2 separate regions of the Homo sapiens genome follow, and region 2 is linked to region 1. A link is a contact called in ENCODE Hi-C or POLR2A ChIA-PET data. All regions are on one chromosome and are shown on one strand. The core of a region is the stretch at or near the end of the contact, and the rest is flanking DNA. Distances in the headings are between cores, read along the strand shown. Region 1 has its middle 270 kb from the start of LINC01615. Region 2 overlaps LOC107986674 (a long non-coding RNA gene).

Region 1 (4,821 bases), core at 974-3,473:
TGCAGTCTTTCTCATCTGAAGAACACCGCAGGGTAAAATTGGGGGTAACCATAGACACAAAGACATTAAGGAGAAATCTGTGGAGAAAGAGACAGAGAGGGGCATCCACGCATCTTGTATATAAATTCTACCCTAATACCTGATGACCCCTGAACTGTGCATATGCAAGACACACCTCCAGCAGCCCAGCTAGAGATGAAAGGTCTGAATTGAGATTTGACCTGCTGTCCAAAGACAGAGCCTGCAGTTTGCTTCCAGTCAAGTGAGTGTCCGCTCTACCAACAACAGCAATGACACAGCTGAGCACTGTTTGGAGGAATACAACAGAACCCAGAATCTGAACACGTGACCTTCAGTGTCCAGGACAGTGGCAAAACCTTTACAATCTTCAACCGAGGAAACAGAAAAATAGGACCCAATCCCAGAAGAAAAGTGTCAGTGGAGACCGACCTCCATGTTGTAATTAGTACACTATTCCTTTAAAGCAAGTGTTAATAGTATGCTCTGAGACATAAAGAAACATAGATTCATAACAAATTGAAATATGGGATCAGTTTTTTCAAGGGACTTGTTGGAGAGCACAAGAAGCTGGGGAGAGCTTCAGGCTCCTGGGGAGGGAGAAGGACTGGGGGAAGGGACCCGGAGGGCAGCATGGTTCTGCAAAAACTTCAGCCAGGCTGGTGGAGGGTGGTTGAGCCTTGCCTTCAACACCACAGTCCTATTCTGCCAGGAAGGGTTCACTGCGGTGTTCCTGCTCGAATTAATTCCTGGTTGAAAGCAGATGGAGAGGGGAGAGGACTGAGGCTGCCCACAGCCTGTCACTCTTGGAGCCTCGAGGAGGGTGTGGGGGGCAAGGGAAGGCAGGAGCCCAGCTTCGGGGGCCACAGCCACCGTCCCGGCAGGAGACAGGAAGGTCAGTGGAGCAGTGATGGGAAACACCAGGCAATGCGGGGCTCAGGGCCAGTGCAGCTTCCTCTCTAAATGGAATGTGAACATGAGGGATGGGGCGCAAAGCTGATTGGAGAGAAAACCCTGGGGAATGTGTGAAAACACCTGGGTCCTGGCTGTAGAGGAGAGGTTCTAACGCAAGCTGAAGATGGCCTGTTCCTCTGAGAGTCTGAAGGTGGGAGTGGAGGGAAGGGTGCTGTCCTGACGTTGGAAAGTGTAAAAAGAGAGGGTGATGGAGGTGTCCGGTTCCTGCCTTCTTCTCAGGGCAAGAATCAAGTTCCGTGAGTACACAGGAGAAGGAACAAAGTGATTTCTTGTAGTTCTGAATACACACTCGCAGAGGACACAGCACGGCACTGTGGTCGGCCCCTCAGACACTCATTTAGGGAGTAAAGGGATGGGGGAGAAAAAGGGAAAAGGGAGGGTGGGATGGGGAGAGAAAAGAAAGAAGGAAGAGAAGAAAGCAGGAAGGGAGGGAAGGAAGCAGGAAAAAGAGACAGGCCTAGAATTCCAGAGTTTCAGGGAACGGAGAGGGCATCTAATCAAAACTTCATCCTCATTCATCTGAGACGCAGACCTGCACAAGAGACCGCCGAGTCCTGCCACACCGCTGCCGGCAGCAGACCCCAGCACACGTGTGGATGAGCAGAAAGGTGATGGTGGTGACCTCACAACACATTTCTGTTTCTGCTGGTCAGTGCCAGTTATGGAAAAGGCAGAAATCGAAAGGGAAGAATTGTGGACTTTGGACTCCGGCAGATGTAAGGCAGGCCCTAGACAAAGGCCAGCCTGTTTCCTTCTTAGTTGATGGCTTATTTATCCGGGACACACACACACACACACAGATATGCACACACAAGAAAACATGCAAGCGATGCACGTGCACACACATGCACACACATGCATGCACACACATACACACACATATGGATACATACACAGACGCACACACATGCATGCACACATACACAGATGCATACATACATACACACGTATGGATGCACACATACATGCACACACACACAATGTGCACACACATTTTCACTCGTGGAGACAGTGAGTGTCATAACATTCTTTTTGGATGTTAAATACATTTTTGAAAACGTGCACAAAGGGGGTTTTCACAGGGCTTATTACCCTTTTTAAAGTTCATAAGCTGCTGAGATCTGATAATGAAGCCACACACCCCGGAGGCAGACAAACAGGAAGGGAAATAACCGGAAGGGCAACTTTTCACTTCAGGGGACGACGACCAGGCACCGAAAGGCAGGTTTCAAGTGCCCCCTCGTGGCCAAGCCTGGACACTGTGCCAGGACAGAAAAGCAGGCAGCGCTGTTTACAGAATGGGGCAAACGTGGTTTAATTTGTTGTGTTATTAAAATTCATTAGATTGAACCGTCTGGTCTTTAAATGATGAATATTATTTTCTTTAACAAATGCTAAGATTTTAATAAGACCCCATAAGAATAAATAAGGAGAAATAACACAACACTTCACAATATGTAGGTGAATAATTTGCCCAACATGGCAGAATTTTGATTCCAACTTACTCATCTAACCTCATATTTTGCACTGGTAAGTTATTCTGTTTAAATTGAGTTCAAAAGCCTAGTGAGTAAAAGTGACCACATGGTAGTCACAAAGATGAAAACCTATCATATTATGAAATCAAGACAAAATGTTATTAGCTGGTTAAGGGGGATGCAGAGAAAAGAACTAAAATAAAATAGTCTTAGAAGTGAAGACAAGGGTTTCTCCTCAAAAATTTTAGGATCTCAGGACAAATCATGAACATCATAAACCAAAATACTTTGTATTCAAAAGCAATTGTACTTGACAAGAATAATGTCATAAGAAAATAAAAGGAAAAAGGCAAATTTTAGGAAATTGAGGGAAAATGAGAGAAAATGGGGAAAATATTATATATATATATATATATCCAAACACAGAAAACAGAAATATGGATACTTAAGTTTAGACAGGCCAAAGAAAATAGGAGAAAGCCGTTTTAAAAATATTATTGTAGGCCGTGCGCGGTGGCTCACACCTGTAATTCCAGCACTTTGGGAGGCCGAGGCAGGCGAATCGCCTGAGGTCAGGAGCTCAAGACCAGCCTGGACAACATGGTGAAACCCCATCTCTACTAAAAATACAAAAATTAGCTGGGCATGGTGGCAGGTGCCTGTAATCCCAGCTACTCAGGAGGCTGAGGCAGGAGAATGGCTTGAGCTGGGGAGGCGGAGGTTGCAGTGAGCTGAGATTACACCACTGCACTCCAGCCTGGGCAACTGAGCGTGACTCTGTCTCAAAAAAATAAAAATAAAAATAATTATCATAAGAAAGCCAGTTAGAGGCTCAATGCAGCCATATCGCCCACGCCCAGGTCCACGGGTCGCAGATGGAAGAATGAAAAACACACAGTCTACACTCAAGAAGACAGTGCCTGTCCACACACGGCCCAGGAAGCAGAGGTGTCAGAGCTATGAGTCAGGTCCTGCACTTGGAAGGGCTTTGTCTCACATGCCCTTCACACAGGGAGGATGGGGTACGGGATAAAGGGACCGGCTCAGCATCGGAGAAGCCCTGGCCCCACCACTGGCTCAGCATCAGAGGAGCCCTGGCTTTGATGTGTGATGGCTTTTGCTCTGTGACTTTGTCAAAATGACCCCATCTCTGAGAAGGTCTCCAACACACACAAGGCAACCGCAGATGAGCAGGTTCTCGGAAATGAGACTAAAACATAAGATCAATGACCAAGTAAGCCAGTGTGACTTGCTGGGAGAAGTGAGTTCGAGTCCTTAAAGGGAAATGGAGCAAGTGTAATTGCTTAGAATTCTTTTAGGGGAGAAGGAGCAGTGCCAATAACTAAATGCACAAAAGGAAAGTGGATAGAACCTTCCGGACACAGAGGAGGAGAGTTCGCAGCAGAATGTGGGATTTGAATTGTAAACAGCTGTCACTCCCAGGCATTAATGCACTAAAAATCATGAAAAAGGGTATAGCTATAAAACATAAAAAGATAAAAAGTAATTTAGAAACATAAGACAACTATTATAGACATGCATAAAATTAGAACAATTAGAAGACAGGATAAACATGGACTAAAGCCTAAAACATCAGAATCAGAGTTGCCTTTAAGAGTGTGAAAACATAAACGTGAAGAGCTTACCTGTATTTCCTTGATAGTAAACTCACGAATGCACGAAAGGAATAAAGTCACAGGCAACTGGCTCATGTTTTAACATTGAAGGAAATTATGAGTTGGGATGTACATTCCCTGCTGGAGCTCAGCGCCTTCGAGAGAGCTGCACCTTCCTCCGGAGAAACTTTTGGCATTAAGCTCAAATATCAAATGATAACAACAGTGAAGAGTCATGGCTTATATTACCAAGTGCCAGGAGCTGATACATTTGTCCCGACATAGTTATTAATTCAATTAATCTTCACAAAACTCCTATTGCACACGGAGAAACTGAGGCATGAAGACACTCAGGAAGTTACCTGAGGTCATACAGTGAGTGAGGAGAGACCAAGTAGATGAGCTCAGAAAACCTGAGCCCACGTCCCGGGCTGCCCTGCCTCCTGGACGCTGAGCTGTGTCATGTCTTCATTCCCAGATCCAGGTGGAAAACCTGAGCCTGAGTCTCGGGCTGCCCTGCCTCCTAGAAGCTGAGCTGTGTGATGTCTCTTTCTGAGATCCAGGTGGAAAACCTGAGCCTGAGTCTTGGGCTGCCCCGCCTCCTGAACGCTGAGCTGTGTGATGTCTCTTTCCAAGGACCAGGTGGAAAACCTGAGCCTGAGTCTCGGGCTGCCCCACCTCCTGGACGCTGAGCTGTGTGATGTCTTCATTCCCAGATCCAGGTGGAAAACCTG
Region 2 (4,770 bases), core at 1,805-4,304, 1.1 Mb before region 1:
GGAAGTGAACGGTTCGGTGTGTCCCACCTCCATCTAGTCCAGAACGCTTCCCCGACTCCAGAGGAGGCTCTGAACTCCCTGCACAGTTTCTCCTCACCCCCTGATCCTCCAGGCTGGCAAGTAGCAACCTACTTTGCCTCCATAGATTTGCCTGTCCTGGGCATTTTGTATGAATGGAACCACACAACACGTGGTCCTGTGTATCTGGCTTCTTCCACAAGCTTAACGTCTTCAAGGTTCATGCATGTTGTCAAGGTCTTACAAGTACTTCTTCACTGTTGTTTAGGGCCGAGTAATATTCCATCTCATGGATGGACCGCATTTTGCTCGTCCATCTGTTGATGGACATTTGGGCTGTTCCCACCTTCTGGCCACTGTAACGAATGATATTATGAACATGTATGAACAAGTATTTGCTGGAGTCTGTGTCTTCAGTTGTAGGAGTGGAGCTGCTGGATCGCATGCTAAGTCCATTTGCTGTAATGAACTCTTGGGGAGCCCCTCTATCGTTTCCACAATGGTTCTCACGAGCAATGCTCAAGGGTCCCAAATTTCTCTGGATCCTTTTGCCATAACGTCTTATTTTTTTTTTCATTCTCTTTCTTCCTGTCTTTCTGCCATCCTAGTGGTTGTGAGTGACCCAGGTTTTTTTTTTTCTTTATGTCAGTTGGCCTGATTCTATGACTCAGAATTTCTGTTGACTTTGGTTCCTGCTTAAAATTGAAAGGGGCTATCATCGACTTCAATTTCTCTAGCAAAAGTTAGAATAAAGATTACTGCGTTTATATTACAAGTGCAAAGAACCAATTATCTGTGACATTTTTTTCTTTCTGGAAAACTATCTCAACGAATAATCTCAAGCCTCTCACTGCCCCCAAGTTCCACCAAAAACAAAACCACTTTCAACCACTGAGGAGCCAACCTGAGCCGGCCATTGCATCTGTGGCGGCCTCCCTGGGGAGGGGCAGTGGCAGCCGGGAGGGTGCAGGATCGGGCTGGCGAAATAATCTCAGGGGAGGGCCGTAGGGTGCAGGGAGGACCGGAGGGTGCAGTGAGGACCGTGCTGGCAGAATGATCTTGGGGGAGGTGCAGAGGCGCCACGGGGATGTGCCGGCTCAGCCAGCCAAGGGCAAGGAGGCTCAGGGGGGTGAAAAGGAAGGAAGGAGGCCTCAGGCAGGGAGGCCCGTGTCCAGGTGCTGCGCCAGGACCCACCGCAGGCTCAGGCCGCAGAGGCACGGGACCCCGAGGGCCATGGTGAGAGAAGTAGGCACTCAGACCCCACCACAAGGGACACGGGGCCCAGGAGGGCCGTGTCTCATTCCCCAGCCACTGACCACAGTGCCTGGGTGCAGCCTCCAGCCCAGGCTGCCCTTCGCTTTCTCCCAAAGGTGCCACCTGCCCAGGCCTGCTTCTCCCGTGAGACATCAGGACCCGCGATGGCTCAGCGACTACTGTGAGAAGCAGCAGAGCCCAGAGGCGAACCAGCAGCCACAAACCCAGGTCCCATGGCCCTCAGATGCAGACCCCAGCCCCCAACCATAACCCTCTCAGATGCAGGGTCTAGCCCCCCACCACAACCCTCTCAGATACAGGGCCCAGCCCCCCACCACACCCCCTCAGATGCAGGGCTGCAGCCCCCCACCACACCCCCTCAAATGCAGGGCCCAGCCACCCACCACACCCCCTCAGATGCAGGGCCCAGTCCCCCACCAGAACCCTCTCAGATGCAGGCCCCAGCCCCCCACCACACCCCCTCAGATGCAGGGCCCAGCCCCCCACCACACCCCCTCAGATGCAGGGCCCAGCCCCCCACCACACCCCCTCAGATGCAGGCCCCAGCCCCCCACCAGAACCCCCTCAGATGCAGGCCCCAGCCCCCCACCACACGCCCTCAGATGCAGGCCCCAGCCCCCCACCACACCCCCTCAGATGCAAGGTCCCATAACTCCCTAGACACGGGCCCCAGCCCCCTATTCCCCCCCAGACATGGGGACCCCAGCCCCAGAAGGTGCCTGTTCAAAGGGAGCTCCGGGGTCCCGCTGGGCACCTGGGTGTGCTCCTGGACGCTGCCTCTGGGCACCACAGGGAAGGTGTTGAGGATGGACAATGCATGGGGCCAGTGGTCCAAGAGGAAGGACCCGTCCACTGGGGCCCAGGGCAGGTGCCAGGCTCAAGCGCAGAAGGCCTCTGATCCCAAGGAGGCAGCGCCGGCACTTTTGGAAATGGAGCAACATTTGGAATGCTTTAGGACTTTCTGTCCAGTAGGATTTGAGAGCAACTTTTAGTAGAATGAAAAAGAAGAGAGTGTTGTGAGGCGCTGCCTTGTAGCTTCCCGGCCGTCTGCCTGTTGAGTCTGTGTTCTCGAGTTCAGGATGAGATTTTCTCAAAGGCGGCACATGCAGCTGTAGCTACTTAGCGTCCTGATTTCAGACGAAGAAAATGCAGGGACGACTGAAAACACAAAACGGATACCACATTTGAATTCGGTGGCATGACCTGCAAAAGCGGACCCCAGCGTCCCCTCCTGCCGGAAGCAACTGAACACAGGTGAAGTGGGCGTGGCTCAGCAAGGCCTGGCTGGTAGGGTCGGCTGAGGCCGGAGGTCAGCAGCCCTGTTGGTTGCTGGCTGGGTATGGGTGCCTTGAGGAGGTTGCCATTAGCTCTGGGTGATGCTGGTGGGGCTTCAGAGACCCTGGTCCGCTGCTGAGTGAGGTCCGGACCCTCAGGACAGCCAAATTTGTTTCCATCCTGCATCAACACTTGCCACCCAAAACTCTGCTCTTGTGTCCTCAGCCCCAGCCCACCCAATCCTGAGGGCTGAGGTGGCCCTCCCCTCCACGCCCCCTCACCTGAAAGCCTCCTTGGGGCCTTGGCAGCAGCAGCCAGCTCTGTGGGAGGGAAAAGGAGGCTTGTCCAAGTGAAAGCCAAACACACAGCCACCCCCCCTTCACCCAAGTTCCCTGTGAATTTGCGTCTTTCTGCAAAACTCTACCCAAATCGTGTATGTGGAGCAAGACTACTGCCGGCCCCTCCCTCCCTCACCCTGGAGGCTGCAGTTCACGTTAGCACAGTGAACACTCTTCCGTGATTGCACTAAAGAAACTTGCTTGTCGTTTTTAACCCAGCACTTCCCAAACTTACTCGCATGGAGCTCTTTTCTTGCAAAACGCGTATTAACATTTGGTGGAACACTTGTACTCCTGAAAGCACAGCAGCGGCAATTCTCGTCTATAAATGGTTTTGAATTTAACAAATGCCATTCAACGAGGTTTTTCTTAACAGATTTATTGAGATATACTTTAAATGCATACAATTCTGTGTTTTTAACATACGAAAAGAAATCAAGCTGTTATTAGCAGTTACTTCCTGCTTCCTCTTCTCTCCTCCCCTGGCAACCCTAATCCACTTTTATTTCTACAGGTTTTCACTTTCTGTACATTTCACATAAACAGAACAATGCAACATTGGTCTTTTGTGGCTCTTTCACTTAATTTTTTCAGGTTCATGCATGTAGCATGTGTTTGTAATTCATTCTTTCTTTTCCTTTTTTAAATAATTCATAGATTCACACATCATTTCTTTGTAATGGCTGAATAATATTCCATTGCGTGTGTTTGTGTGTGCATTTGTGTTTTTGTATTTTTGTGTGTTTTATGTGTTTGTGTCTTTGTATTTTTATGTGTTTTTTTTGTTTTTTGTTTGTGTGTGTGTATGTATGTTTGTATGTTTGTGTTTGTATGTTTGTGTGTATGTGTTTGTGTGTGTGTGTTTGTGTTTTTGTATTTTTGTGTATGTTGGGTGTGTTTGTGTTTGTGTGTGTGTGTGTCCCACCTTATGTCCTTTCATCAGTTGATGGGCATTTGGGTAGTTTCCATTTTGGGCTATTTTGAATAGTTCCCTATGACATTCTTTGTTTTAGTATGTGCTCTTCTTAGACACAGAGCCAATAGGATGCATGTACAGAGAGAAAGATAAGAAGGGGATTTTTTAGCGGAATTAGCTCATGCAATTTTGGAGGCTGAGAAGTCCCATGACAGGTCATCTGCAAGCTGGAGAACCAGGGAAGCTGGTAGAGTGGTTCAGTCCAAGTCTGAAGTCTTCAGAATCAAGAAAGCTGATGGTGTAACTCTCAATCTGACACCAAAGGCTCAAGAGCCCAGGGGGTCACTGTGTTAAGTCCCAGAGTCCAAAGGTCAGAGAACCAGGGGTTCTGACATCCAGGGCAAGAGAAGAAGGGGTCCCAGCTCCCCAAGAGAAAACAAGAATTCAGTCTTCCTCTACCTTTGTTCCATCCAGGCCTTTAGCCCAGATCATTGAGGGCAGATCAATGCAGGTGGACCTTCCCCACTCAGTCCAACAACTCACACCTCAGTCTCCCCCAGAAACACCCTCACAGACATACCTTGGACAGATCAATCATTCTAATCAAATGCCAATCTTCCTAGGTTTCTCTTTTGGCAGAAGAGGGATGGGCTCAGTGCCTCCTGGAGTACTGAGGATGATCAATGGCCTCCCAGCTACCTGGGCATCTCTTGATCCAGTCAGGTTGACACTTATAATCAACCATCACAAGTCCACCCCTTGTCAACTTGGCACCCACATGCATCTCCTTAAACCATATTTAATCTCTTAAAAAGATAATGACAAGGTCATAGTTCCACCTAGCATGATACAATTCGTACAATAAAAACACACTAATTCCTTCCCCAGAGGAGGAAGTGAAGTCCTTGAGTGACATTTACTCCTCTCCTGTAACTTAAACACTATGGT

Evidence for each region. Hi-C counts contacts between places; a loop is a spot of excess contacts on that map. ChIA-PET counts read pairs that join two places held with the same protein, here RNA polymerase II (POLR2A). Pooled maps may share reads with other maps.
Region 2: a map of CD4-positive, alpha-beta memory T cell shows a loop between it and region 1 (9-fold over the local background). The contact joins two enhancer-like sites. A Hi-C loop is called at or near these places in 1 of 168 maps with a recorded cell type or tissue (CD4-positive, alpha-beta memory T cell) and 7 of 50 pooled maps. POLR2A ChIA-PET finds 5 or more read pairs at or near these places in 1 of 52 experiments (activated CD4-positive, alpha-beta T cell).

Annotation. Positions count from the first base shown.
Region 1 is chr6:168,892,618-168,897,438 of GRCh38, reverse strand. No RefSeq gene overlaps it. Among named protein-coding and RNA genes, the nearest start is that of LINC01615, 270 kb to the left of the region's middle. Within about 2 kb of position 2,223, at least 6 of the 41 ENCODE cell types and tissues checked have a DNase peak (open chromatin) inside an H3K27ac peak, as active enhancers do.
Region 2 is chr6:169,954,140-169,958,909 of GRCh38, reverse strand. It overlaps LOC107986674 (a long non-coding RNA gene), which reads right to left. Exons shown (of 5, transcript XR_001744483.2): 5 at 3,638-4,770. Among named protein-coding and RNA genes, the nearest start is that of LINC00242, 160 kb to the right of the region's middle. Within about 2 kb of position 3,054, at least 2 of the 41 ENCODE cell types and tissues checked have a DNase peak (open chromatin) inside an H3K27ac peak, as active enhancers do.